Linked DNA regions of Homo sapiens: region 1 is linked to region 2. Evidence: chromatin loops called from intact Hi-C (ENCODE). Cell type or tissue: endothelial cell of umbilical vein. All regions are shown on one strand. Each heading gives the region's core, and the rest is flanking DNA. Links, peaks and the distances in the headings are about the cores only. Region 1 overlaps CCSER1 (coiled-coil serine rich protein 1). Region 2 has its middle 82 kb from the start of GPRIN3.

The links. Hi-C counts contacts between places; a loop is a spot of excess contacts. Peaks named below come from ENCODE experiments on the same cell type or tissue, not always from the same donor. Only the 100,000 strongest peaks of a DNase experiment are listed, where the experiment ranks them.
Region 1: it touches region 2 in a loop (17-fold over the local background); 5 of 110 quality-filtered maps call a loop at or near these places.

Annotation. Positions count from the first base shown.
Region 1 is chr4:90,283,427-90,299,645 of GRCh38, reverse strand. The region is part of intron 1 of CCSER1 (coiled-coil serine rich protein 1); the gene reads right to left. Among named protein-coding and RNA genes, the nearest start is that of CCSER1, 160 kb to the right of the region's middle. In endothelial cell of umbilical vein, for the core only: a CTCF peak has its summit at 6,116; no DNase peak of the experiment used is centred there.
Region 2 is chr4:89,217,792-89,234,010 of GRCh38, reverse strand. No RefSeq gene overlaps it. Among named protein-coding and RNA genes, the nearest start is that of GPRIN3, 82 kb to the left of the region's middle. In endothelial cell of umbilical vein, for the core only: a CTCF peak has its summit at 6,876 (motif pointing left); a DNase peak (open chromatin) is centred at 6,860.

The DNA.
Region 1 (16,219 bases), core at 5,125-7,624, 1.1 Mb before region 2:
TTTTAACAGCTAAATGACTCCCACAACAATGACGAAAGCCACTTCTGCCAGTAAGGTCAGTGAGGAGAATATGAGACACATTAAAAGGATGGCTAATCTGGACCAAGTGGATGATCAGTCACAGAAAAGAGAATGAGATTGTCAGCCTAAGGTAGAAAAAGCCAGAAATCACATAATTGATTAGATATGTTTAATTAACAATTTATTAAATTTGTATATAATTTAGCTATATTGAGTACACTAAGTTGTTCTCAACAAATAAACATAATAACCAAAACAAATAATTGCTTATATAAGAAATGTCAGTCTTTGGGTCACTCCTAAAAATGAATTGACACAAAACATGGTATATAAGCAAAGACAGACTGTCTCTGATTAGATTTGTATAAATCAATCCCCCAGATAAAAAGAGAAAGAGGGTGAGTGGTGTGCAAGTAGCATGACAATGGGAAAAGCTACAAAAGGGAAGAACACATTTGAAAGAAATTATTCTAGCAGGATTTAGGAAAGCAGATGAGTCGTTTGGATTAATTAATTAAGGGATGATGATATATATTTAGAAAGACATAAGTTACACATTTATATACGTAATCTTGATACTCAGCCAGATACAATCTTAGTTTTTAATGACCAGAAGAAACAGAGAGAAAAGAGAAATAGAGAAAGATGGGCTTTGGTCAGATTTAGAAAGAAGTTAGTGGTAAAAGAAGAAAGAAGTGTAAAAGCATATGACCCAGGCTTAAGTAAATAATAAGAGGCATATTTATGTTTAAATAATCTTACGGTTCCATGTACTAAGGTTTAGACACAGTGAATGCATAACTGTTAAGAATTCAGACTCTGATACAAGAACAGCTGGGTTTAAATTCAACCTGCTCCTGAATGACTACTGGGTACATAACGAAATGAAGGCAGAAATAAAGATGTTCTTTGAAACCAATGAGAACAAAGACACAACATACCAGAATCTCTGGGACACATTCAAAGCAGTGTGTAGAGGGAAATTTATAGCACTAAATGCCCACAAGAGGAAGCAGGAAAGATCCAAAATTGACACCCTAACATCACAATTAAAAGAACCAGAAAAGCAAGAGCAAACACATTCAAAAGCTAGCAGAAGGCAAGAAATAACTAAAATCAGAGCAGAACTGAAGGAAATAGAGACACAAAAAACCCTTCAAAAAATTAATGAATCCAGGAGCTGGTTTTTTGAAAGGATCAACAAAATTGATAGACCACTAGCAAGACTAATAAAGAAGAAAAGAGAGAAGAATCAAATAGACGCAAGAAAAAATGATAAAGGGGATATCACCACCGATCCCACAGAAATACAAACTAACATCAGATAATACTACAAACACCCCTACATAAATAAACTAGAAAATCTAGAAGAAATGGATAAATTCCTCGACACATACACCCTCCCAAGACTAAACCAGGAAGAAGTTGAATCTCTGAATAGACCAATAACAGGAGCTGAAATTGTGGCAATAATCAATAGCTTACCAACCAAAAAGAGTCCAGGACCAGATGGATTCACAGTGGAATTCTACCAGAGGTACAAGGAGGAACTGGTACCATTCCTCCTGAAACTATTCCAATCAATAGAAAAGAGGGGATCCTCCCTAACTCATTTTATGAGGCCAGCATCATCCTGACACCAAAGCCTGGCAGAGACACAACCAAAAAAGAGAATTTTAGACCAATATCCTTGATGAACATTGATACAAAAATCCTCAATAAAATACTGGCAAACCGAATCCAGCAGCACATCAAAAAGCTTATCCACCATGATCAAGTGGGCTTCATTCCTGGGATGCAAGGCTGGTTCAATATACGCAAATCAATAAATGTAATCCAGCATATAAACAGAACCAAAGACAAAAACCACATGATTTTCTCAATAGATGCAGAAAAGGCCTTTGACAAAATTCAACAACCCTTCATGCTAAAAACTCTCAATAAATTAGGTGTTGATGGGATGTATCTCAAAATAATAAGAGCTATCTATGACAAACCCACAGCCAATATCATACTGAATGGGCAAAAACTGGAAGCATTCCCTTTGAAAACTGGCACAAGACAGGGATGCCCTCTCTCACGACTCCTATTCAACATAGTGTTGGAAGTTCTGGCCAGGGCAATCAGGCAGGAGAAGGAAATAAAGGGCATTCAATTAGGAAAAGAGGAAGTCAAACTGTCCCTGTTTGCAGATGACATGATTATATATCTAGAAAACCCCACTGTCTCAGCCCAAAATCTCCTTAAGCTGATAAGCAACTTCAGCAAAGTCTCAGGATATAAAATCAATGTACAAAAATCACAAGCATTCTTATACACCAATAACAGACAAACAGAGAGCCAAATCATGAGTGAACTCCCATTCACAATTGCTTCAAAGAGAATAAAATACCTAGGAATCCAACTTACAAGGGATGTGAAGGACCTCTTCAAGGAGAACTACAAACTACTTCTCAATGAAATAAAAGAGGATACAAACAAATGGAAGAACATTCCATGCTCATGGGTAGGAAGAATCAATATTGTGAAAATGGCCATACTGCCCAAGGTAATTTATAGATCCAATGCCATCCCCATCAAGCTACCACTGACTTTCTTCACAGAATTGGAAAAAACTACTTTAAAGTTCATATGGAAACAAAAAAGAGCCCACATTGCCAAGTCAATCCTAAGCCAAAAGAACAAAGCTGGAAGCATCACGCTACCTGACTTCAAACTATACTACAAGGCTACAGTAACCAAAACAGCATGGTACTGGTACCAAAACACAGATATAGATCAATGGAACAGAACAGAGCCCTCAGAAATAATGCCGCATATCTACAACTATCTGATCTTTGACAAATCTGAGGAAAACAAGCAATGGGGAAATGATTCCCTATTTAATAAATGGTGCTGGGGAAACTGGGTAGCCATATGTAGAAAGCTGAAACTGGATGCCTTCCTTACACCTTATACAAAAATTAATCCAAGATGGATTAAAGACTTAAACGTTAGACCTAAAACCATAAAAACCCTAGAAGAAAACCTAGGCATTACCATTCAGGACATAGGCATGGGCAAGGACTTCATGTCTAAAGCACCAAAAGCAATGGCAACAAAAGCCAAAATTGACAAATGGGGTCTAATTAAACTAAAGAGCTTCTGCACAGCAAAAGAAGCCACCATCAGAGTGAACCGGCAACCTACAGAATAGGAGAAAATTTTTGCATCCTACTCATCTGGCAAAGGGCTAATATCCAGAATCTACAACTCAAACAAATTTACAAGAAAAAAAACAACCCCATCAAAAAGTGGGCAAAGGATATGAACAGACACTTCTCATTTTTAAAACCGTCTGTTACAAATAATTTCAAAATATTTGACCACATTGATCACTTTGACTGCACATGACTGAATAATTGTTCACTGTCAACAAAATAGTTTAGTCAGGGAGCAAAGAACTGACAATATTATGAACATTCAAAGACTGTCTCAGAGTCTGAACATGATTTCCAAAAGCTGAATTTGATAAATTTGTTGAGCGGTGGCAATGTCAGTATAACAAAAATACAACTTTAAAGAGGATAGCACACATCTTAAAATATATGTTTATTAGTAAAGAGCAGTTGTTTTTTTTTATAATTATATCTTCCATTGGAGAATTGGCTTGATTTTAAAACACTGATTTCAAAAAAAATGTCATCACAGGTCCAGGATAGATTTCCTAGAAGCAGAGCCTGAGTAAGGAATTCTTGTTCAAACATGAGAAGCTGATTAAAGAAAGAAAGTCTAATAAGATGGGGACACTGGGGATATGTGGATAAGAAGCTAAGCCAGGATGTGGTCAAAACTGGACACTAGCTTCAGACTGATCCCATGGGAAAGCTCTGGAGCACTAATTGATACATTAAGACAGGGGCTGGTCTTTGGTATCCTATGCCAGTCAGATAATTAATATCTGGAATATATAAAGAACTATAAATCAATAAGAAAAAGAATCTAAAATCAAAAATAAGTGAGCAAAGAATAAGAACAAGTAATTCCTGAAAGAAGAAATACAAATCACCAATGAATATATATTTAAAATACTCAAACTCATTAGTAATCGGGGAAATAGAAAGAACTCCTATGAGCCAGTAAGAAACAGAAAACACAAAGAATAAAAGGGAGCAAAGAATAGTAACAGGAAATTTATAGAAAAGGAAATATAAATCACTAATCAACATTACGAGCAGATATTCAACTCCATTATCAACCAGAAATAAATACAATATTTTTCATTTATAACTTTTTAAAACTTAATAATATCAGGTTTGGTGAAAAAGTAGTATATATGGACAGACATTTACAAAGAAATCCAAATTGTTAAAGTCATTTAAAAATTAAAATTATTTATCAAAGTATAAAATGAAAAAATAATTCTACTTCTCAGCATTTACCCTAGAATAATACTCACAGATCTGCTCAAAGAAGCATGTACAGGGATACTCAGGCTTATTGTAGTGAAAATATAAAATAATATAAATGTTCATTAATATGAGAATTTTTAAAATTCTAAAAATGGTCTATTTATTCCACAGCATAATATATAAGAGCTAAACATATAAGGTCAAAGATATGAACAAACAAAGGAAAAATTTCCAAGGCATTGTGTTAATAAAATCAAATTGGTAAGTGATATACTATTCGGAATACATTTTATGTCAATTCAAAATTTATTATCAAATAGTATGTATAATATTAAATACTCTGCAGAATCATATGTGTGTATGATTTTTTTTCTTCCTGAAAAAAATCTTGAAGGATGTACTTCAAAGCATTAACAGTGATTACCCTTAAAGAGGGCCTTTGAATTGAGGTTGTCGTCAACGGGGACATGGTGTTATATGTAATACGATGCTTCAACAATCAGAATGAATTCATGAATTACTTTTATATTTAAGACTTTAAAAATCAAAATAAGGGAGTATGAGATATATAGCCTATTTAAAAACTACAAAATATGGAAGGATATAGAAATACGCATGTAAATGTCTTAAAAGCAACTTGGAAGATACACAAAAATTATTAACAGTGGTTTCCACTGGGAAGGAATAGGAGATTGGACATATCAGAAAATGCCTTTTCTAAAAATAATTTCACCAAGTTCGACAAAATACAAACATCAATTCCTAGTGTTTTAATAACTGCTTCAATTTTTATAGTTTAATATAAAATATTTAAATAAATAAAACATATGGAAGTGCTAAGAATCCTTAAAATAATATAAAGACTTTGTATTTTTTTTCCTTTTTATGGAGAACGGGGTCTCGCTATATTGCCCAGGCAGGTCTCAAATCCTAGGCTCAAGCTATCCTCCTGCCTCTGCCTCCCTAAGAGCTGGGATTACAGGCATGAGCCACTGCGCCCGGCAAGACTATTTTTTATTAAACTACATTTTAATAGTAAAATTTATACTTTATATAGATTTTCAATCCAAGTGGTATCTGTTTATAAATTGGGATCAACTTTTGTAACAGCTCGGATTCTATCTGGTTTCACTATTGCAAGCTATTTCCTGCCTCTTAGAAAAAAAGTCAATTTATTTTAACAACACAATAATTCATCTAAAATGGCAGTGAGCCATAAGACACAAATAATTCACTCCAGGTTTTTCACAATCTTTTTAATGTTTAATATTTCCATATTACAAACAATAAACCACAATAGATTTTTGTATGTTGGTTAATAAATTTAAGTAATATGATGATTTAGAAGTATGTAGCATTATGACTTTTTCTCATTAATAACAAATTGATGCCATTATACCTCTTCCTTTCAAAGCTAGTTTGTCAGTTTATATTTTACTTATTTTTAAGTAAACTATATATCTGAGATGCATGTTCTTTTGAGACATCTATAATGGTTCGTTTGTTTACTGTATATTAAAATGACTGGATTTGCCTTAAATTTTTTATTTTCTTTAAATTTTTTATTTTCTTAAATTTAAAAAATCTTTGAAAAGATCTTTAAAAAATCTTCTTAAATTTTTTATTTTCTTTTTTTATTTTATAAAATAAAAATAAGTTTATAATAAATAACCTGCAGTTTCATTTACATAGCAGCAGAGGGTGCAGGAGATCTTCCTTTTTGACGGTAAAGTTAATTTTTTATTCTAACTCTTATTGGGCATTTAATTATTAAAAATATCACAAAATCCTTAAAGTATATTAACAAATTAAATCTTTTTAAAACAATTAGTATCTGATAAAAATAAATTGCCTTTTAGATCAAAGAAAAACTCGATTCAACTTGAAAGCTTGAAACAACAGAATAATAAAAATCAGAGTTTCTAAAGTTTTTCTCTTATAAATATGTATAGGATCTATATTTTTAAAGGGATTCACACTCATATATATATCAATTCAAATTTATTTTTCATTTTTCTGATAGTTTCTTGTTGTTTTTGAAACATCATGAACATATGTCTAAAATAAAACTGTACTGCTTTGTAGAAAACATATTAGTGTAAAAGATGTATAAAGATGGTAACATTTTATTCTGATTATAAATTTTAGGTATCACTTTATTTTTTATTGTATTAAACATACTCCATACAGCAGCTAATAGTAACAGATACGAACGTAAAGAAGAAAATGAAAAAACTATCTTATATCAACATAGGATGAATACCAAAGTCTGAGAAAAAGAATTTTAAAGTACTAATCGGAATACATGTTAGGATAGTAAATTAAAAGGTGGCTACATTGGACATTTATAATTATTTCTGTGTCTGTGTGTGTAGAGTCAGTAATACAGATACCTGACAATAAAAATCAGTATAGGCAGTAATATGGAATCCAACATTTTCAGTGCATGTTCTAGTTCAAACACAAATGTTAGATCAATAGAACTGAAAGTCAGCATTGGTCTGGTGAAAGGAAAAAAAAAATATGAGTATATCCACAAACAATTGCAGCTTTTTTTTTAAGTAAGTGCTGTTATAGGTGTCTCCTATATAATGCTGACTGCAGCATGTTAAGGAATATGCTGATTTCCATTCAGTCATGTATTGGCATTGTGTACTAATTCTGTTACAATCATGTGAAAAACAGAATCTTGGGTTTGGCTTTTTTAAAAGAGCTGTCTTTGAACTCAACATATAATGATCACATTCATTAATAACACTTTCACAATATATTTGTGGATATAATTTCTCTTGGGTTCTGTTTCTCTATTATTAAGATTAGACAACTGATTAGATGAATTATGTGAGCCCCTCTGATTTATTAAAACATATGCATGCAGTCTGTGAAATTTAGTACACATACAAATATACATACACACATATATACTCATATATATCTGAATATCATTTTTTCTAGTTCAAAGTTAACAACAAACTAGAATCAATATTCCATAGATATGAAGGGAAAAATAATGTGTTATAAGCCATTACCACTAACACATAAATGTAGTGTGTTACAGAAAAAGAGAGGAAAAAAAGAGCAAAATGATAGTAAAGACAGTCAAAGTATGTCTGGTATATGATAAAATTAGAAATGTGATGACAAGTTTGCCTTCCTCTTTTACTTTAATTGCTAATGTAATCAATGGGCTTAACCAAATCATATACCTATTTTCTTACATTTCTGCTATTACTTAATGTTTTGGTTTGTAATTCATGAGTTAGAACAGGGATATAGGTTTTAGAACCAAGGAAGTATGTCTGATAATTAACATATTTACATAATATAACATTCTAATAGAGTGTCAGATTGAAATTGTTTCAAGTTATGGAGAAATAAGTTTTAAATTGGTGGCAATGTTAAATATTATACCAATAATTAACAAATTCACCTAAATTCATAAATTTTATTTCAAAGTAGACTTTACTAAATATATTAAAGCATATTGCCTATATTGTTCTTTGACTTTAAAAGTTTTTTTAAAAGGAGTTACATAATGAAGATTATAATAAAGGAGATACAACAAATTTAGCTCATTTCTTTCCTTTCTTAAGAAAACCCTTTAAACTTTGTTAATAAATTCAGTAAATTGTCTTCTTTGAGACTATGGGACTGCATCAAATATCACTATCAGGAATGACTAAACTATATTGGGTTTATACTAATATATTGCTAATTTGACAGAATAATAGGTAAGAAAGCATTCATGAGAAAAGGACTTGTGTTTATGGCACAAGGGCCTTTTCAGCTGTGCCCAGTAGCAAGGGTGATGTGACCGACTTGAGTGGCCACTAAGTGGGGATTTTGCATCTTGGAACATTTAGGTAGTTCTGCCTTGGCGACCAACTATTGTATTGAATTTTATATTTGGAAAATGAACTTGTTTTTTGAGGATAATAAATGGAAACCTAAACTAGTTAAGTACTTCACTCAGAAACATGCAAATAGTAGCTGCACTAACATTTATAGAACACAGTATTCCTGATAATAGAATTAAATCTAATCCAATCAAATAAAAGCAGAGACTCTCACTGCCAGAGATATGTCCTTATTTCAATCAAGTAAAAACACTCTTGCTCTGTAAGCACCTGATATCTCTTGTAATTGAATATTGTTTTATTTTTTATGACTTTGAAATAAAAATTATTTTTAAGGAATATAATTATTCCTATCAGATAAATAAATTTGGGTTCAGAAAAGTAAAGGCAAATCTAAATTTTAATCTAGATCTTGCTGATGCTAAAGACAAATTCGGAAATTATAACAATGATGAATGCACAAGAAAGATATCCTGATATTACATATACAACAGTAACAATAACATCATATAATATTGCAAAATAATATTCTGAATGCTATTGCTGCTCTAGGAATGTTTCATTGGAAGTGGCTTAGTATTCCAAATTAGTATTCCAATGACAGATCCACTGTTAGGTAATCAAGAAAAGTTTTAAGCGACTTTCCAATCACTATAGTTCACAGGAAATACAGAAAATATTAATTCCACAAGGGAAAAAAATGCAGCCACTAGCAACAATTTCAACAAAAAACAAGCGAGCGAGAGAGAGAGAGACAGTTGTACCGTCCTACAGATTTCCTCAGGCTAACAGTTGCATATTCAGAATTGAATACTAAACAAGTACTTATGTAGGATCTGAGAACATTTTGTGATTCAAAATAAAATATTCAAAGAAAGAAACAGACATCCTAGCTTAGACAGAGTGGAGAAAGAATATCATACAACAAACATAAGGGTACCCAGAAACTGGAAGGAAAACCTAAAAGAGACCCTATTTGCTTTGTTTGTAGAAAAACCACATACTGGCATTGGAATCCTATGTATATATTTCCTAGCATATAGTATACACTATATATAAATGTTCGGTAATATAAAAAATAATTACTGATGAGGGTCAATGTTGCTCAAAACATTATTTTAACTTTCTTCTGCACATCTTAGTATAGCATTCTGGTTTGGTCCTGTATAATATATGGGTTAACATTCCAGACTACAGTTAATGGTAATGGAATATACATTTCAAAATAGCTAGAAGAGAATAATTCAAATGTACCAGGAGTTAAAAATAAAGATAAATATTTAAGATAATGAGTATTCCAATTACCCAGATTTGATTATATAAATATATCCAATATCACATGTACCCTAAAAATATGTATACCTAATGTGTATTAATAAAAAATTCTGGAGACATATTATCTAGGTTTGGATTTTGGTTTCTGCTCTCACTAACTTTGGGCAATCTACAGTATTTTAATCTCCCTTTGAGCTTCAATTTCACAATGTGTGAAATTGAGTCATACATAGCACCTACCATAAGAAATTTAACTATTATAAGGACTAAAGAAGTTGAGGGCTTAGACCTCTGCTCAACATAAAGGGAAGCAAAGGATAAATGTCATTATTTTTATTACAAAATTAGGTAAAGTGTTTTAACCTTTTTAATTTAGTCAAGAGTTTAAGACATCAAATTCTTGACTGAATACTGTGAAAAACTACTGAATCAGCACCCTCTACAGAACTGTGTTTTCTTAATAAACTTATTTGCATCTATGTGAGCTACAAATTAAGATTGTACAAATTTGAATAAAGAGATACTATCCCTGTAAAATTTATTAGGGTAAAGGAGTGTACAGATACTCTGGAAATGAGGAAAGATAGTGGTCTCTTATATTCCATGTGAAAGATGAACTCTCTTTTTCACTTTCTTCTATATCAAGTGTACTTTATACAGAGATATTTTGAACAATTTGATGTTGCTCACATTGTCTAGCACAATAATTTCAAATTATCTTTTTACTAAAATAACTTTGAAAATCTACATAATCTCTAGAAGACCTAAAAGTTAACCATTAACAAATTTCCTATAAGGTAAAAGGACATATTTTTCTGACTGTTATATGCTCTAAGTGGGCTTAAAATATATTTTCATCAATACTGTCAAGCCACATATTTAGCTTATTTGATTTAAGAAAAATATATGCAAATGTGTGTCACAATGCACTTGGCAAAGCAATCCTCTTTGTCAAACAAATCATCCAGTCAAAATTCTTCTTCAGAAGAAAGCATCAAGTAAACCTGTTAATACCCCACAGCAACATTCTTACTTTCTCACTTCTGGAATCCAAAGGGAGAGAGGAGGAGAGGAGGAAGGAAAGGGGAGAATGGCTCACCAGAATATTGCCTCTAGGAAACAGGGCACTGCACCTTCCAATATTTATTTAGGAAGCCCTCAAAAGACTCCCTGAGTAATTTATCCCTTGGTTGATACACTAGAGGTTTTTAGAAACTGAACAATGCATCCTAAACAGATTCACAAGTGAATCTGAATTCATAAATTTGCTTGTTTTTTTGTAAAGTGGGAGATTGTGAAAGAAACATGAGGAAGATGACTGACAAAACTCAGAAGCTTCTCAAACAAGTAATTTGTATGGAAAATCACAAATAAAAATTGAGAATTGAGAAATTAGTTATCTAAAAGGTATCCATGCCTATGTAGGGCAGGGGTGTCCTTTACACCCTGATTATTATACTACAGTCTGAATACCACTCTTCTAGCACAAAATACTAAGTGAATTCTCAAATAATTCAAAAACAGGAAACATATTCTCCTCCAGGCACAGAGGATTCAGAAGGGAATTAGAGGGGCTAGTCCCTTTTCTGGAGGAGTATCTACTCCAATGAGGGAGACAGAATATAAACAAAACAAATAAGCATATTAGATGATCTTTAACAGTGATGTATGTCTTACAAAAATAATTACTGTAATGAGATAAATAATGAAGAAGACAAGTATGGAGGTGGTGATATTTGAGCTGAATGAAGAAGAGTGAGAAGAACACTTCCAGCAGAGGCAGAATCAAGTGCAAACTCCCTGGGGCAGGCCTGATCATTCCAAGTAGCAGTGTGAGTAAAGGGAATAACTATTTGAGATGAAGTGTCAGGAACTTAGAGGTCCAGATCCTTGTAGGGAGCTAAATTAAGAGAGATAGCCTCTTTGTACAGGATTGATTGCCAAAACTAGCCACCCAGTTAGGATTCTATTGCAATAATCCAAAGGAGAGATAACGACATTCTCGCTTAAATAGCATGGTACAGATAAACAAGATAACAAACTTGGTAATCTTGTGGGTAACACTAGTAATAATTGTTTATTGATAGAGGGATGAGAGAAAGAAAAGAATAAAAAAATGCCCAGGGTTTTTTTTGTTGTTGTTCAGTTGGTTTTTGTTTGTTTAAAGTTGTTGGTTTGTTGTTTTGCTATTTGTTTTAACTGGGAGAAGAAATACTACTCAAAATCACAATCACAATGGAAAAGTCAGGATGGAATAGAAAAATGAAACATAAATACATAAAGTTTCAAATTAGATTAAATATTTACTTGTAAGTAATTTCTTTTTCATATTTAAAGCAAAATGTTCCTAAAATAGACTCTTTAAAAATAAATTCATTTCTAATATCAAAGTTGGAAATTTTGGGGGACATGAAGAATATAAAAAATGGAAAACGTCTAATCTCATGAATCTACTATGTTAGTTTATTTTTAAATGCAGGAATCCTTTACATGGCATTATGTTGAATGAAACATGTTCTTATCAGAACTATGTCCTCATCTTGAATGGCTTTGTGAAAACTCTGATGAGACTCATGTAACATGGAAATAATGCAGAACAGTGAGGAGTCACCGAGATAAAGTGCCTATGCAATGTTGTATCCTGCTAAAGAATTTCATACATATTATCAACTCTTCATGAAAGTTTTAACAGATAGGATTTCTTAAAAGGAGTTACCACAAATTACTTAAGGTTTCTCCTATTATAAAACATGTAGGTAGTTTCAATCATTGGCTATTTAAAATAGCAATATTTACTATATCACTATAAAGTAACTTATACATTTTACTTCTAAATAATAATTTTATAGCATTAAATGCTTCTGATTTTGGCTGACCCTATTTTGTAGGGTTTTTTTTTAATTATTAATGTAAGAACCCAAGGTGATGCTTTTTTGAATTTCAGATCAATGATTCTATTGCTTCTTTTAGGAGCAGTAGCAAAGTCCTATGTGTAAATCGCTTCTTGGAAAAAAGTAAAGCAGTCATAAAACCTAAAAACTCATTCATACCACCAGGGTACCATTTAGTAAATTACCACCACAACACACTCTGGCTGCAGCAACCTGAGGCAAATGTGTCTAATCACACTACATTATTTTTCTTCAAAATGTCTCTCTCCATTCTGCAATGATTAATTCACTTGAGGCCATGCAGACAGAGAAAGAACACCTCTTTGTAGCAGTTTAAGAAATCAAGTCATGAAGACAGGCCACAGGGTGAAGTTTCCAAAGAACAGTGATATTTCCAAAGAATGTAAAATCTGTTTATAAGTTAATGACTTAACAAACTTTATTAAAATTCTACTACTACATGGGAGATCTGCATTAGGCATAAAGGAAAATGCAAAATAAATATAGAATGTTAAGTGTATGAATTTTTCTAAGCCAACACTAGCCCTGTCCAAGACTGAGAAAATGTATCTGTTACAAATGTTCAGTAAAATTAAATTATTTAAAGCTTCAAAATTTCACTTTGCATAAGAAATCACATTTTAAGTTGTGAGTCAAGTCATTTTTTTATTTATGTTATATTAACCTTTATGAAAAATAATTTTTATAAAAAAGCATCCCCATCAATAAACTGTGTAAGTGGCACAAACTATCCAAATAATTCTATAAAATTTTTAATGAACTAAACTGTTCTTCTGCTTTATTGAAATTGTCACCTTATGTGAAATCATAGTCTGCTTCACTTTCTTTTACAAACAATAAAATTGCAAAATATTTCTAAAATGTATACAATAACAGGTAGTGAAAGAGAAACAGTACTAGGAAGTCTCCCAATGAAAAAAAGCCCAGGACCTGATAGCTTTACTGCTAACTTCTACCAAACATTTAAAGAAGAACAAATATAAACTGTTTAAACTATTCCAAAAAAGTTGAGGAGGAGAGGCTATTTCCAAACTCATTCCATGGGGCCAGTATTACCCCAATACCAAAACCAGACAATGACATGACAAAAAAAGAAAAATGCAGGCCGATATCTCTAGTGAACATAGATACAGAAATCCTCAAGAAAATACTGGCAAACTGAATTTCAGAACACATTAAATAGATCATTCATCATGATCAAGTGGGATTCATCTCAGGAATGCAAGGATGCTTCAATATACTCAACTCAATAAAGGCAATAAATCACATCAACAGAATGAAGGACAAAAACACATGATCATTTCAATAAGTGCCAAAAAAATCATTTAATATAATTCAACATCCCTTCATGATAAAAGCTCTCAACAGTGTGAAAGGAACATACCTCAACATGATAAAAGGCCATATATGACAAATCCACAACTAGCTATGTATTAAATGGGAAAAAACTAAAAGCCCTTCCTCTATAATATAGAAAAGACAAGGATGTATGCTTTCATCACTTTTATTAAATATAGTACTGGAAACCCTAGCCAGAGCAATTAGACAAGCTGAATAAATAAAGGGCAACCATATTGGAAAGGAAGAAGTCAACTTATCTTTGATTGCAGATAATATGATCTTATATTTAGAAAAACTGAAAGACTTAACCAGAAAACTATTATAACTCACAGACAAATTCAGTAAAGTTACAGGATACAAAAACAACATACAAAAATCAGTACCATTTCTATTCACCAACAGTGAACAATTTGAAAAAGAAACTAAGAAAGTAATCCCATTTACAATAACTAGAAGTAAAATTAAATACCTACAAGTAAACTTTACAAGTGAAAGATATCTACAATGGAAACTATAAAACATTGATGAAAGAAATTGAAGAAGATATGCACAAAATGGAAAGATATTCCATGTTCATGAATTAGAAGAATCAATATTGTTAAAATGCCCATATTACTTGAAGAATTCTACAGATTCAAGGCAATCTGTATCAAAACACCAATGACATTCTTCACAAAAATAGAAAAAAATTAAAATTTATATTGAACCACAAACAACCCAGAATAGCCAAAGCAATTCTGAGCAAAGAGAACAAAACTGGAGCAATTGCATTACCTGACTTCAAATTAATAACTTTGAAACAAGAGCTACAATAACCCCCAAAACAGCATGATACTAGCATAAAAACAAACATGTAGACCAATTGAACAGAATAGAGAACCCAGAAACAAATCCATACATCTAGAGTAAACTCATTTTTGACAAAGTTGCCAAGGATATACCTTGGGGAAAGGACAGTCTGTCTCTTCAATAAATGGTGCTGGGAAAACTGGATATCCATATGCAGAAGAATAAAACTAGACCCATATCTCTCTCCATATACAAAAATCAACTCAAGGCCAGGCACAGTGGCTCATGCCTGTAATCCCAGCATTTTGGGAGGCCAAGGTGGGCAGATTGCTTGAGCTCAGCAGTTCAAGACCAGCCTGGCAACATGGAAAAACCCTGTCTCTATGAAAAATACAAAAATTAGGCAGGCATGGTGGCACATGCCTGTGGTCCCAGCTACTCCAGAAGCTAAGATGGGAGGATGGCTTAAGCCCAGGAGGCTGAGGTTGCAGTGAGCCATGATTGCACCACTGTACTCCAGCCTAAGTGACAGAACAAGCCCCTGTCTCAAAAAAAAAAAAAAAAATCAATTCAAAGTAGACTGAAGACAAACCTAATACCTGAAACTATAAAACTACTAAAATAAAACATTGGGGAAACAATCCAGGACATGTGTCTGGGCAAATATTTCTTGAGTAAGATCACAAAAGCACTGGCAAATAAAGCAAAAATGTACAAAAGATATCACGTCAACTAAAAAAGCTTGCTTGTGCATAGCAAAGAAAATAATCAACAAAGTGAAGGGACAACCCACATAGTGGGAGAATATATTTGCAAACTACCCATATGACAAGGGACTAATAATCAGAATACATAAGGAACTCAAATAAATCAATAGCAAAAATGTAATAAGAAAAATAATACAATAAAAATCAGCAAATGAACAGACATTTCTCAGAAAAAGACATTAAAATGGCCTACTGGTATATGAAAATTGCTCAACATCACTAATAAGAGAAATGCAAATCAAAAATACAATGAGATATCATCTCATCCCAGTTAAAATGGTTTTTATCCTAAAGACAGGAAATAACTGATGCTGGTGAGGATGTGGAGAAAGGGGAACCCTTATACACAGTGGGAATGTAAATTAATATAGCTACTGTGGAGAATATTATGGAGGTTTCTCAAAAAACTAAAAAAAGAGCTACCATGTGACCCAGCAATCCCACTGCTGGGTGTACATCCAAAAGAAAGGAAATCAATACAACGAAAAGAGATATACATTTCCATGCTTACTGCAGCCCTATTCACAAGAGCCAAGATATGGAATCAACCTAAGTGTCCATCAACATATGAATGGATAGAGAAAATGTGATCCATATACACAATGGAATATTATTCAACCATAAGGAGGCAGAGATAAAGAGGGATTGCTCGATGAGTACAAAAATGCAGTTAGATATAAGGAATAAGATCTAATGTTCAATAGCACAATAAGGTGACTACAGTTAAAAACATTTTATTGTATATTTTAAAATTACTAGAAGAGTGGAACTGTAATGTTCTTAACATGAAATGATAGATCTTTAATATTATGGATATCCTAATTATCCTGATATTTTTCCAATTATCCTGATTTGATCATTGCATG
Region 2 (16,219 bases), core at 5,769-8,268:
TATTATATTAAGTTGTTAAGTTTGCAGTAGTTCATTGTGTGGCCACAAAACTAATACAACGCCATTCAGCTCAATTAGGGATTCAAAATTGCCAAAGATCAATTTTGTAGTAAAGGACTTGCTTATGTCCATGCTACCCAAACCAGGACACACAAACCCTTCTATCCTGAAGCATCGATTTTACTGAAAAATGTGATGGTAGTTTTAATGAGTAAATGCTGAAGTCATTTTAATATTGTAGCAAACATAAATTTATTGTACTAGATATCTTTCATTTTCTCTTCTCTATTCATTCTTCACCCTTATTCATCTTGTCCTATGCACTTGGAGGCTGACTTGCATTGGCAGATTCAACAGGCTCCCTTGCCATCCTGCTATCCATTGCATTCAGCCATTCAGAAGTGCTGGCTAGAGGCGGTGGCAGGGAAGAGAGTAAGGTTGGAGCATTTGTTTCCTGAATACTCCCACCCCTAATAGGATGCCTCATGTTGGCCATGTCAAGCTCAACAAATTCAGAACCCCTACCAGGCAGATCTCTCCATTAGGCTGGGTCCTGTCAACTCCTCCTTCCCTTTGACTTGTCAGGCCTAAGAGGGATGTGCCTGACCCCAGTTTGTCGCTAGACAGTACTGTGCTATTACTTTGTGATTGCCCTAAAACCTACCTATACCTTTATAAATAATCTGTTTATAACACTCTCCTCAGTTACCCAGTTTGAAAATGACAGCTGTCTCCTGCCAGAAGCTGACTGATAGAGGCATCAAAGGACAAATTCACAGTCTTCAAATGATAAAACAGGAGATTTTAGACCGATTTTTCTTTGGCTGGCTTCATCAATTCCCCTTTACCCTGCAGTTTTATAAGTTTACTATTCTCACCCACCTTTAGGGATAGTACTGCATAAAATTTGAAAAGCATTTCTTTGTGTAAATAGTGTAGATCATATGTATAGATGATTTTCTTTACTATATGATAAAGTGTCATTTTCAGTAAAAGAGAAGCTACTGATGTAAAATAGGTACTAACTTGTCACAGATGTCTTCATGAATAAATATTTCATGAAATTATATGCCTCAATTTCCCCATTCACAAAATAAGACAGTTAGTATTATTTGTCTCTGGTCACAACTAAATTTATATATAAATTGTATCAGTCTGTTTTCACACTGCTAATAAAGAAAGACACACCTGAAACTGGGTAATTTATAAAGGAAAGAGGATTAATGGACTCACAGTTCCACATGGCTAGGGAGGCCTCACAATCATGGCAGAAGGCAAATGAGGAGCAAAGTCATGTCTTACAAGGCAGCAGGCAAGGGAGAGAGCATGTGCGGAGGAACTTTCCTTTATAAAACCATCATAAATCATGAGACTTATTCACTATCATGAGAAAAGCACCAGAAAGACCCACCCTCATGATTCAATTACCTCTTACCGGGTCCCTCCCATGACACATGGGAATTATGGGAGCTACAATTCAAGATTTGGGTGGGGACACCGTCAAACCATATCATAGGTGATTATGCTTTGATATTTTCTCCAGACTGTTTCAATAATTAATAATAATGGCTGAGGTATATTAAGTGTTTACTACATACTAGACATTATTCTATGTTTCTTATACATAGAATGCTGGGAGGGGCTGCCGTGAAGGTCACTGACATGCCCTATGCCCTGGAGACATTTTCCCCATTGCCTTGGTGATTAACATTTGGCTCCTCGTTACTTATGCAATTTCTGCAGCCAGCTTGAATTTCTCCCGAGAAATGGGTTTTTCTTTTCTATCAGATTGTCAGCCTGCAAATTTTCCAAACTTTTATGCTCTGTCACCTCTTGAGTGCTTTGTTGCTTAAAAATTTCTTCCACCAGATACCCTAAACCATCTCTCTCAAATTCAAAGTTACACAGATCTCTAGGGCAAGTGCAAAATGCCACCAGTCTCTTTGCTAAAGCATGCAAAAGTGACCTTTACTCCAGTCCTAGTAAGTTCCTCATCTCCATTTGAGACCACCTCGGCCTGGATTTTGTTGTCCACATCACTATCAGCATTTTGGTCAAAGCCATTTAACAAGTCTCTAACAAGTTCCAGACTTTCTCACATTGTTCTATCTTCTTCTGACCCCTCCAAACTCTTCTACCCTCTACTACCCGGCACTGGGTAGTTTATAAAGGAAAGGACTCACAGTTCCACATGGCTGGGGAGGCCTCAGGAAACTTACAATTATGGCTTAAGTGAAGGGGAAGCAAGAACCTTCTTCACATGGCAGCAGGGAAGAGAAGTGCAAGCAGGGGAAATGCCAGATGCTTATAAGACCATCAGATCTCGTGAGAACTCACTATCACAAGAACAGCATGGGGAAACTGCCCCCATGATCCAATCACCTCCCTCCCTCAACAGGGGGATTATAGGTCGCTCCCTTGACATATGGGGATTACAATTTGAGATGAGATTTGGGTGGGGACACATAGTCAAATCATATCAATTATCTTATTATGCTTCACAATAACCTACAATGTAAACATTATTATTATTGTCGTGCCTGTTTTATGGATGTCGAGCCAAAATGCAGATTGGAGCATATAGTGAGTAAATGGTGGCACCAAGACTCAAACCACTCAAGCCTGGTGTCATCATCCAGGCACCTAACTAGGCACTGCATTGTTGCACACTAACATGCTGATAAAAACAAAAGTGATTATCAGGATGTTAAATACTACTTGAATAAAACCTAATGGTTTTCTCCTTGTGACCTACCTGATACATTCTCCTATTGACCGTTACAATGTTTTAGTAACTCAATGTTTCGGTAACTCAGAGAATTATTTGATGTCACTAATATAGTAACAACTTTCCCTAAATCAAAGTCAGAATATAAAAAGGGGAACAATTACTTTTAGAGAGTAAATAAGGATCACTCAAATATATTTCCTCTAAATAATATATAAAGTGGCAGAAAAGGAAAAAAAACAGACTAAGCCATCAAAATATCCACTCATTCTCTATGCAAACCTCATATTCACATTAACAAAAATTTTGTCATGACTGCATAAAACATAGGAAAACACTAAGAAATGATGTAACGATATAAAGAGAAAAGCTATAAAATTATTTGCCCTTTTCTTGGGAAAAGAAAACAACATATGGGTGTATGAAGGCATTTTATGTTCAATCTGAAGTACAGTTGTACAAATTAAAGGCTATGTATTGTCTCGTGTAGCAAATGAGATTGCAGCAAATGACATTGCTTTCTACCCTCACTAGTGTTTTAATAATTAAGTTAAATTTTTATAAACGTTATACATGCAATTCATAAAATATATGAACAAGCCTTGAGCATATTTGAAAATAATTCATAAAATTATTGGAAAGTATAAATAAATGTTTAATTTTACCACCAGGCTCCTTGATGAAAGAACTGAGACCTAATACAATTTCCTTTTTCCCTCGAAGGTGAACCGCTCATTTAAAGATACTAATCTTAGTAACATTGGCCCAAGGTAGGGCTTTAAAGTAATTATGAATTTAAAGATGATGCAATCATTTCATTTTGTGACAATTTTTTATCTATTTTCAAAGGAGGCACATTGCAACAAAACAGGAGCCAGCAACACATCTGACACAGGTGAAGAAGGAAGGCTTGATTGCGGTCATCACTTCACAATGTATATGTATATCAAAACATGTTGTGCACCCTTAAGCCATACAATTTTTATTTGTTAATTATATCTCAATAAAGCTAGGGAGAAATTTTTAAAAATAAATGTTTTTATAAAGGAAGGAAAGGAAGTCACAAACACAACGCATTAGTACTCTTTGGGAAAAGTATCAGAAACACTAAAGAAATAAGCACTGACACAGATGATTTGCTAGATAACTGGTCAATTTAGGAAAAACAAGAACAGATCATATCTCCTTCTGAAAACTTTCCAGGGCATAATAACCAGCTCTGCCTATATTTGGGAGAATTTTTCTACATTAGGTCAAATGTCAACCTGAATCTGAATCCTAGAACCCAAAATGGATTCAAACAAAATGAAATCAGAAGAACCACTCTTTTACTCAACAGACATATATTACGCACCTGCACCCAACATGTATTAGAAATTTGAGTGACCCTCAGCCTTACCCTGCAGAGGCTCCCAGATACATAAACCACTAAACACAGCAATATGAGAAGGGCCATGTTAGAGCCATTATCAGTTACTTTAGGAGCCCAGAAGTTGAGCACTGGCCCTGCCTATAAAGTTCAATCATGAAGATAAAGAATGGAAATAAAAGAACACCGTACACACTGTCTGTGTGTATATTTGCACTCCTGTATATTTATAGTTTCTTGTATTATAATGTCATAAGTTATTTGTCACTGGACACATAATACCCACCACATAGGTAAATTTTTACTAATGTAATTTTTTTAGGTCACATAATTGATTAGATGTGATACTTTTAAGCGGACTGTAACATGAAAAATCACTGTGTGAATGAACACTGAAAAGAAAAACTTTTATGTATTATATTATATATATATATACAATATGAGGAGATGATACAGTATGATATATGACATGGAGAGATGAACCTTCATTATTCAGAACCCCTAAATCATGTCTGGAACCAGTAGTTGAGGAAGATACATCTGATTCAAAATAATTTTTAAGAGTGCTTTTTTGTTCCTACAAAACATATAAGGCCCACTGTTTCCTTTTGTTTTTACCTGTTGTGTTTGTGATCTATGGAACATATATATAACAAAGAATGCCAAATATCAGTTCAGAAAAAAAAATGGCCTACCAGTGTTCAATGTTTCCTAATACAAAAACAATAAATCACATTATATTCTTCAGTGAAAAAGTCATGTGAATCAACACAAAATTGGTCTAAAACAGGAATCTACTTCTCACGTGCTCACCTTGGGTGCCCTCTAACTTGGTTTGCCTTGAAGTGCTCAGTATCCTCACACCCCCATACTAGGAACTACAGTGTAGAAGGAGTGTTCTCACATAGCCATCAGGAATTTGGTATGTCAGTATTTGAGGCAGATGCAATTTAGTGATTGCACTCTTGTGACAGCAGATACCAATTCATTAGCAGCCCTGTTCAGACAACAGGGCTCCTCACTGTCCACGTCTTGCCTGGTTATTGATGAACATTAAAGAAGCAACAGGAATGAATAAGAAATTATGCCATTGGTCTAAATCTATCTAATGCATCCTTTCAAGTTCTTGAGAGACAACACATTTATTTTTCCAACCTTGTCCTACATGGTCAAAAGTTGTACAGTTCTGTTCATAATGCTTATCTGTGTTTAGTGCATGTCTTAGTCATGGAAACAGGCAAGGTTATGGTGGCCTGGGTTTTCTTTTTTAGTCTCTACTATACTCTTGGGATATTGAAGAGTCTTCAAAACCAAAATTATCCCAGTTTAATTTAAAAGAGCCAGAGAGAAATCCTCTTTTCACAATTTGACTATTCAACCTATAGATTTCAGAGGGTTTCTATCCCCCTAACATGAATAGGAGTAATATTAAAATCTTCTAAGCCCACACGCTGCCTATAATATAAGCTGACACCTTTAAAGTGTTAGCGTTTGTAGCCATCAACACCACTCCTTGATGTCGCCTGCACCTGGCACACCATTCCTATACGTCCCTCCAGTAGAGACAGGCAGAAACTACATCCCATTTATGAACTAGCACTAGAAATTGTATAGCATCCTTTCTGAGATACTCCATTAGTCAAGGCAGTTACAAGCCCTGCCTAGATTCAAGGGGAGAAAACAAACCCCACTGAGAAGTGTGTCAATCGCCTTGTAAGGAAATCATGTGAGTTTGATAACCATATTGGTGCCGCCATCTTTAGAACATAAAATCTGTGCTCTGTCGTACCCTTCCTCCAAAGGTAAGGCGGGCCCAGTTCTTAGACATATAATGACCTTTCTCTCCTGGTTCAGTTGGAACCAAAGACTTACTTTACTCAGCTGTAGTATCAGTAATTAATAACTTTACATCATTCGTGAAAGTTCAGCTAGAAATGAATAATATTTAAATTAAGAATGCACTACGTAAGACTTTGTAATAAACTGTCTAATTGGAAGTTTATTGCGAGGTTAAGTCTCTTAAACTAACTTCCCTAATGAAACGGAAAAATTTTTTTAATAATTTGGCAAAAATAAATATTGAATCCTAAATTTAAATAAGAGAAGGAAACAGTAATTAATTGAAATCATTTATACCACATCGTTATCTAAAACCTGGCTGTTGGTAAGAATGGCATAACATTCCATTTTAATTTTTAAATATAAAGTTAATTAACAGATTTCTGGACTATGGACTTTAATAAATTATCAGTAATCACTAACAAAATAATTATTTGAATAATAAATGCCTTCTAGGTGTTTGAAGTTCCTCAAGCTGGTGGAGGGGAAAAGGAGTTTCCTCATATATTTCTTAAATCTCTTAGTTTTCCACCTTCAAACGTCTGTATTTTTTCTCTTTTGCAAGAAACTTTCAATTAAGCAACCATAACTTCAAGCCTTTGTCTAAATCATATTAAATTCTGAACAGACACGTTCCAACATGATCGTTGATCAAACTTGAGAGCAGGGAAGCAAAAAGAAAATCTACGTAGATACATCTTCATTTCTGTACCCTGTATGAAAAAAAAATGTAGTTACAATATCGCCAAGGTCTTCTCTGGAATTTGAGACCTCAGTAAAAGCCTTTTCCGTATCCATGGATTAAAGAAAAAGAGAGTGAACTGCCCTACCCTAAGCGTTGGAACCTGGAGTTAGCCTTGCCAGGGCAGTGAAACCCAAGGAATGAAGCCACGGGTTGCATGAGAAAAACCAAGCTGTGACTGCCCTCTGCTGGAAAGGTCTGGATGACCTGTCTCTGAAACTCTTGGTAGGCCCTAGAGGTAGTTCCCCTCCACTCTCCCTCCTGCCAACTGTGAACAAAAGTTCTCTGAAAAGGAATTTGAAGGAAAGAGACTTTATTCCAGTGAACAGTTTGCTAACTGGTGAGACACAGCCTTAGGTGTAAAACAAAGGTGGTTCCAGAGAACAAAGAAAGAGTGTGGGTTTTATAGCAAAAGCTTCAGCCCAGCTTCCCGAGCAGGTCCTTTTATGTAAACAAAGGATTCAAACTTCCTTATTGCTGATTGGCTGACACAGCTGAGTTCTGATTGATTGATAGAGCCAAGCTGTGACTGGTTGGTTCAGGTGAGCTCTGAAAGTCCCAAAGTTAAAAAAGTGTGGCTTTTTGTGCATCTCAGAGTATGTGTGTGAACTTTAGTCAGCACATAGCTCCTTGGTCTATTTTAAATAGCCACTTGGGATCCATTCTGAAGGACTGACTCTTTCAAGTTCACATTTGTTCACACAACTAAGCCCATAAATGCCCCATCAGCTAGTTGCTACAACCTCCACCCTGTCTGCTCCAGCCTGCCACCATGCTAGATCTTTCTTCTCCTTAGGTCTGTACTGTGACTTCTTAATTAGTAGTAAGTAAGCCGTGGGTCTTTGCTTTCCCCATTAATTGCCAAGGTGACATTCTGCCACAAGCCTGAGACATCTGTCTCTTCACCAATTCCACCCAAAAAAACTGAAGTATTTTATCTTTAGAGATGAGATGGGCAAAATAGGCTACAAGCATAGCTGACTGCTGTACAATCCACTCATGCCTCTGAGTTATCTTCTTTAACACACAGCTATTCTAGAATGGAATAGAAAGGTCTATGCCCTACAAGAGACCCATGCGTGAATCGTAATGTGTATGCTAACTAAAATAACATATTTCTAAAGAACTTAATTATAATTGCATAATTGTAATTACTTTTGTCCTAGATTAACATATTTGAAAAAATAAATTATTTACATAATTCAAAAACCTTGAGCTCTTACCCGTCTGTGGATTTGAATGACCATACATCATGATTTAAGCCAAAATTTATCTGATTTATCACGCTTATCTGTACAATTATCAGCTACCTCCTTAATTATATTTCACATAGCCACCTCTGACAATCCCTGGGGAGTTACACAAATGCCCACAAAACAGTAAAATTGTATTCTTCCCCTCCTCGCTTTTAGATGGTTTCTGCTGTTTGCAAATCCATCATAAATACCATTACCACAGCTCCAGGTACTTTCTGGGGATTGCCTGCCAATCCCATGAAGTTGTCTCCCTGACTTTCCAATGCCTAAAGACCCTTGAGCTAGTGAACCCTATAGTTTTACTGCACTTAAGCTAAACTCAATTCAGCACATAAGGAAAAATAATGGTGTCTCTAGGTAAGGATCAGAGAAAGCCCATAAACCTTGGTGAAACTGAGAGCTAAACCTCCTCTTAACCTCTCTATCTTATAGTCTCTGCTGCCCCAAACTCATCCTGCCTTTATTATCTGGAGAGCAAAAGGAGAAAAAATCTTTCCCCCTCCAAATTCTGTTCTCCCATGCACATTACCTATTAATTCACTGATAGATCAGCTCTCTTGGTAAACCAGTTTATTCAACGGAGTAGATGGAGGGAAAGGTAATAAAAGAAAGTCTTGGTGGTGATCAAATTTGAGAACCCTGAGCTATGTTGTGTTTAAGCCCCTCTACAGGACTTTTTTTTCTTGATGATAAAACTTCTGACATCAATTTGCTCGCCAGGAATGTGAAAGTTTTTCTTATCTAACTTTCCTGGAGTACTTTCTCCCTATCACCATTCCTACCACTACCACTTCCAACCAATCCAATACTTATTCTCAATTTTTCCTCCCTTGCTCTGTCTAATAAGCATTATATATCTTATCTATGAAGTACAGTCTGTCTCTAGGTAGCTCTATACTGCAGGGATTTTTTTTTTCAGCTCGCGAGACTAATTTTTGTGTTTTATTGTCTAAACTCTTTTTATTTTTCCTACTCTCAGATGTCACCAAACAGCAATTTAAGAGTTTGATGTTGATAAGCCTCTTTATATATTAAAAAGATAATAATATTTATAACTTATTGAGTGCTTTAAAGATATCATCTTATATTATGTCATACTGTGATCAATACATTCCTATCCTCATTTAGAGAATTTTTTTAACAGTGATTTATTCTTTAAAAAAAAATCAATAAGATGACAGAGCAAGGACTCAAAACCAAATCTGTTTGTTTTCAAGTCCATACCCCTACATTTCTGCTCAGTAAAAGTTGAGAATAAGGAAGGAAACAAAAAGAGGCCTCTGCAACCAAAATAAATGTCACAAAGTCCATGTGCTAAAGCTCATTAACTTATCCCAGAGGGAATCCCTCAGACTCATAATCAGAGCCTATTCAGTCTAATCCTTGTCACAATTCTAGATTACCTGTTTTCTACATCTGTGTCAGATAGGAAACAGCATGTTGAAAGCACTGAAAATAACAAGAGATGTAATTAACATATTTGGCGTAAGGAAGAGACATGAAAGCTACAAAAATTAGTCTCACAAAGTGAAAAAAAAATCTGCAGGATAGACCTACCTAGAGGCAAATACCTCTACACTCTAGTATCAAATGAGTGCAAGAGTTGATTTTCATAAATCCTAAGAACATCTTTTTGTTGTTCTTATACCCCACTTACGATAACTCCATTAAATCTTCCAAAAGACAAGAATCAGCAGCCCTGTGTTCCCATTTGTAATCTTTTCTTTCTTAAAGATAACTTTCTGCTTTAAATATCATAGTACCATTGTTGGAAAACAATTGTTTTTGCCCAACATGAAAACTTAATTTAGGAAGACACTCAGGATTTTATGTTAAAGACTCCATACAGTATAAATCCATTTTTTATAAAGCTCAAAAAGAAGCAAAACAAAACAATGTGTTATTTAGGAATACATGGTGGAAACAATTTTTTAAATGCAAAGGAATAATGACCTTAAAATTTGACCTAGTGCTGGCTGGGCGTGGTGGCTCATGCCTGTAATCCCAGCACTTTGGGAGGTCAAGGCTGGCGGATCACCTGAGGTCAGGAGTTTGAGACCAGCTTGACCAACATGGAGAAATCTCTACTAAAAATACAAAATCAGCCAGGCGTGGTGGCGCATGCCTGTAGTCCCAGCTACTTGGGAGGCTGAGACAGGAGAATTGCTTGAACGCAGGAGGCAGAGGTTGCGGTGAGCTGAGATCGTGCCATTGCACTCCAGCAATGGCAATAAGAGCAAAATTCCATCTCCAAAAAAAAAAAAAAATTGAAATAGCACTTCCATCCTGGAGGTAAAAAGGAGATAAATAAGCAAATAACCCAATTTACAAATGGGTAAAGGAGTTGAACAGACATTTAGCCAAATGACCTGTGCCAATAAATTATACCAATAAGCCAATTGTCACATGAAAATATACTCCACATCATTATTCATTAGGGAAGTACAAAATCAAAACCACAATGAGATACCTTTTTTTTAACCCATTAAGATAAGCATAATAAAAAGCCATGCAATAACAGGTCTTGCCATAGATGTGGAGAAACTGGAAACTCATACGTTGCTGGTGAGAATATAAAATAGCACAGCCATTTCAGTAAACAGCTTGTCAATTTCTTTAAAAAGTTAAACATTGACTTACCATATGACCTAGCAATTTCACTCTTTTTTTTTTTTTTTTTTTTTTTTTTTTGAGACCGAGTCTCAATCTGTTGCCCAGGCTAGAGTGCAGTGGCGTGATCTCAGCTCACTGCAATCTCCACCTCCCAGGTTCAAACGATTCTCGTGTCTCAGCCAAGTAGCTGGGACTACAGGCATGAGCCACCATGCCCAGCTAACTTTTGTTTTTTTGGTAGAGATGGGGTTTCACCATGTTGGCCAGGCTGGTCTCGAACTCCTGAACTCAGGTGATCCACCTGCCTCAGCCTCCCAAAGTGCTGGGATTACAGGCGTGAGCCACCATGCCCAGCCAGAAATTTCACTCTTCAGTGTCATAAAAACTTGCACACAAATATTCATGGGAGTATTATTCACATTGGTCAAAACCTGGAAATAACCGCAATATCCATTAATGAGTGAACAGATAAAATATGATCTAGCCACAGAATAGAGAATTATTCAGCAATGAAAAGGAATGAAGTGCTGATATACAGCATGGATGGACCTCAAAACATTCTTGATGAAAGAAGCCAGACACAAGAGAACACCCACTGTATGATTTTATTTAAATGAAATGTCCCGGAAAGATAAAAACCGTATATAGAGACAGAAAGTAGATTAGTGGCTGCCTAGGACTGGAGGTGGAAATCGGGAGTAACTGTAAATGGACACAAATGACTTTTTTTTGAATAATGGAAATGTTCTAAAACTAGATTGTGATGATTGTACAACTCTGTAAATATACTAAAATTCACTGAATTGTATGCTTAAAATGGGTGAACTTTATGGTATGTAAATAACACCTCAATAAAACTTTTTTAAAAACATAACAGTTTCTAACTTTTTCCACTTTAACATTTTAATCACCTACCCACATTACTCAAAATTCTTATGAAATGTTTCTTAGTTGAAGAAACACATAACTATGCTGTTCATCTCCTTCTAGTTTGCATAACTGTCAGGTGGAAAGGAGAGACTTAATTACCCACAAATTACTCTCATTATCATCCCTACCAATTTAAACAACCACAGTGTGCTTATGAGTAATGTCACTAAAAATGTGCTAGTTTGCAGTCCCACCGATGACAGGAAATAGTGATGACTAGTGACCTGTGCACCATTGTCCTTGATCACATGGGCACCTCTAGCTTGCAGCCCTGCCTATGCCTTAGGTCATACCACAATATATCCACCGTTTTTAATCTTTACATCAAAGAATGGAAGTTGGCCCTAGCTCTTTCATTTAAAAAAAATCAGAAAAACAAACACTATATGGTATCACTTATATAGGGAACCTAAAAAAGGTAAACACATAGAAATAGAAAGTAGCATGGTGTTTGCCAGGGGTAAGGGAGTGGGGGAAATAAGGAGATATTGGTCAAAGTGTATAAACTTTCAGTTATAAGATGAGTACATTCTGGGGATCTAAATCTAATATACGAGTAAGTTCTAGGGATCTAAATTTAATATACAATATGGTGACTGGAGTTAACAATACTGTGTTTTTACTTGAAATTTTCTAAGAGAGATCTTAAATGTTCTTACCACAAATAAAGGTTAAGAAAACCTTTCTTAATCAATCAATTTTTCCTGGCTGTCTTTTAAAAATATATAAATAGATAGTCCACCTGTAGAACAAGATGGAAAAGTAGATGAACATGGTTGAATGTCATCAAATCCTACAAGAACAAAGAAGATCAACTTGGAGAACTTGGCCAGGTTTAAGATTTTTCTATCATGTATATTTCCCCAGAAACTCAGGTGCCTGTTTCTGACATAGCTGTTTTTAATGGAGACATGCTCTTTAAATGTATGTCTAGTGTACTATTGTTCTATGGGTTTATGGGTGTTTGTTCATTTTTTAAAATAGGCTATTTGGAAAGCCTTTTAGAAAGAAGGCCCTTGATGAAAATGCCTTTGTTTATCCCTTTTTTATAGAGCCCATTATCATCAGTTCTTTCTACCCTGCAAAATAAAAAAGTTGTTTGGGGAAACACAGCACAGACTGGCATATTTTTCTCCAATCAGTAGTGTGATGCAATGAGGAGAAAGCTAGAAGGCCAAGGCAGAAAAGCCACTGGAGTGCATTAGCACTGAAATGCTCACAGCCTAGTTTTCTATTACTGGTGGTGCAGCAGGAAAAAGCAACAGTGCAGCAAGGGCACAAAATGAATTCTTTTCCTCTTTATTTATCGCTTTCTATTCAACCTGACAGAGCTGACTGGCAGGAAAGAAAACAGCACTCCCGAGAGAGAATTCTCCACTTGCTGATAGGGTAATTTAGATTGAATAAGTGTTATTGATCATCTTCTATGTATCCTGGACTGTATTAGTTTTCAGTATTAGGTAGTTCCCCTTCTCTCAAATATCCTCCTCTTCCATCTTTTAATAAAATTCCATTTCTTGGAGCCTGGAACAGAGAAAAAGAATATTAGTGGAAAAATGGAGAAATTTGAATAAAACCTATAATTTAGTGATAGTGTTGTAACAATATTAATTTTCTAGTTGTGCCAAGGATATATAAGATGAGGGGGAAATTGGGTGAAGGATGGACATAAGTTCTATGTGTATTGTTTGCAAATTTAGGGGGAAAATCATAACCCTCTACATTTGTGGCTGGAACACAGACTTCTGTTACAAAAGACCGATTAACAAGAGAAAAACAAACAGAAGTTTATTAACATGTATATTTCATATAAACATGGAAGACACCCAGAGAATTAGTAGTGCTCGAAGAGTTGGCTTTGAATTCTGGCTTATATGGCATTTTCAATTCTAAGAGAAGTAACAACACAAAAGAAAATAACTCTGAGTTTCTATGGACAGCCAAGTGGGGAAAGGTAAATATATGGCAGATAAAGACTAGTGAGTAAAGCTTGCTAACATAAATTCCTCTGGTATCATCTCCAAGCAGATGAGGGTCTAAAGCTTTCTTCAGGGGTTAACCTTTGTTCTTGCTCTAGGGGAGAACAAAGGGTAGGGGCAGAATACCTTTTGTGTTTATAAATCTATGTCCTGCTTTCAGGCAAATAGAGGGAGGGCAGAGAGCTCTGCTGTATCTGTTTCTTCTTAAATGCCTTCAGCTCAACAGTCCTTAATGCTATGGTAAGGCATATTCTGGTCTCCCACACAAGTCTTCTGTAAATCCAAATATACAGCCATGTGTCATTTAATGCTGGGATACATTCTGAGAAATGCATCCTTAGGCAATTTTATCATTGTGCAAACATCATAGAGCTCACTTACATAAATCCAGAAGGTATCGCCTCCTGCACACCTAGGCTATATGGTATAGCCCAGCAGTCCCCAAACTTTTTGACACCAGGGACCAGTTTCATGGAAGACAATTTTTCCATGGATGGGAGTAGGGGGTGGGAATGGTCTTGGGATGAAACTGTTTGACCTCAGAACATCTGGCATTGTTAGATTCTCATAAGAAGCGTGTGACCTACCTAGGTCCCTCGCATACACAATTCACAATAGGGTTAGCGCTCCTATGAGAATTTAATGCTGCCGTTGACCTGAAACAGGAGGTGGAGCTCAGGTGGTAATGCTGCTTGCCCACTGCTCACCGACTGCTGTGCGGCCCAGTACTTGTACTGGTCTATGGTCCAGGAGTTGAGGACCCCTGGTATAGCCTATTACTCCTAGGCTACAAACCCGCATGGCATGTTACTGTACTGAAAACTGTAGGCAATTGAAATACAATGGTAAGTATTTGTGCATTTAAACATAGAAAAGGTATAGTAAAAATATGGTATTATAATCTTATGGGTATAGCATTTATGTGGTCCATTATTGACCAAAATGTCTTTATGCAGAATATGACTGTAATAAATACTTTCTAAAGAAAAAATTTCAGGAGAGTTAATAAACTCAGAACAACGGGAAAAATTACTCCTCATGTTAGACTTATTAACTGACATTACCTTCCCCATGCTGTCTGCTTCTACACCCTTGGTTAGAACTAAAATTTTATAGTACATTCTCTGATGGACTTTTTAAATTTTGTGTAGCACATTCTAAATCTTATCACTATAAGTTTAATCTCACCTATTAGGTGGCATTTGTATATGTTTAATCTCACCTATTAGGAAGGCAGAATGGGTTAGAACCAGAAAAATATGAGTTTAAATCCTAGTTCTACCAACCTAGGTCAAATGACTTACTTTCCCTAAGCCTTGGACACTAAAAACAGTGAGGATAGTAAGTTAACCATAAGTTATTGGGAAGATTAGATGACACACACACATAAAGATCTTTGGACAATATCTGGCACAGAGTTGATGCTCAAAATATGTATTCTATTGCGGTTCCCATTACCATTATCATTAGCTAAGTTTCTTGGCACAGGGACATTCTTGCTGAAGTTCACAGAAACTTGAAATGTGAATGCTCAAAAATGGGTTAGTGAAGTGAAGTGGTTTCAGAGTATGGCTTTGCAGGTTTATATGTTTGTCAAACATTCTCATTTTACCAGTATTCTGCTCTAAATTAGTGTTGTCCTTGTTATATAATTTTCAACTCTCAAAAGTACATATTTATATTCTATCTAGCCCATCCCTTTGAAGTTTCTTGTCAACCTACAGCAAATAAATGACGTTTTTTTCTACAAAGATACTGAGTAAATATTAAATGTTTCCCTTTTCTATTTCTCTCTGTGAGGCAGGACCTTACCTCCCATTGCCAGCTCACTAGCTTGGGTCCCATTCCTGGACTTGTCAGTACCTTTTCAAGGTGACCCTGCTGAAAACCCACAGTGCTTGCACAACTTTGTTAATATCTTCTGTATTAGTCTGTTCTCACATTGCTATAAAGAAATACCTGAGACTGGGTAATTTATAAAGAAAAGAGGTTTAATTGGCTCACAGTTCCACAGGTTGTACAAGAAGCATAATGCTGACATCTGCTCAGCTTCCAGGAAGGCCTCAGGAAACTTAGAATTATGGGGGAAGGCAAAGGGGAAACACGACTCTTACATGGCAAGCTCAAGAGCAGGTGCGGGGAGGTACTACACACTTGTAAATGACCAGATCGCATGAGAACTCACCATCGCAAGGATGACAACACCAAAAGGATGGTGCTAAACCATTCATGACAAATATACCCAATGATCCAATCACCTCCCACCCGGCCCCACCTCCAACACTGGGAATTACAATTTGACATAAGATTTGGTGGGGACGCAGATCTGAACCATATCATCTTCATTCCAAAATTAATAAAACACACTTTATTTATTCCAACCTTATTTTTTATGTCTAAGTGCTTTGGAGCTAAAAAAAAAAAAAAAAAAAAAAAAAAAAAAAAAAAAAACGGAACAGCACTGGAGTGAAACAGGAGGACAGTTTCACTTACTTATATATGAATATTCTGAAAATGTTTATTAGCCTAAGCTTAGTTGTTCTCTCATTCATTTGTTCTTTCATAAAGCCTGGTTGAACATTTGGTACCTACCAGTCACTAAGCTAAATACTGAAAATACAAACTACAGTGAAACCACAGCTCCTACCCTAAAGGAGCTCACATCCTTTAGGGAGACAAACTTGTAAACAGCTCATTATAAAGCCTTCTGGAATGTGCAATAATAGAGATGTTATAGAACATTATGGGATCATAAAAGAGCAT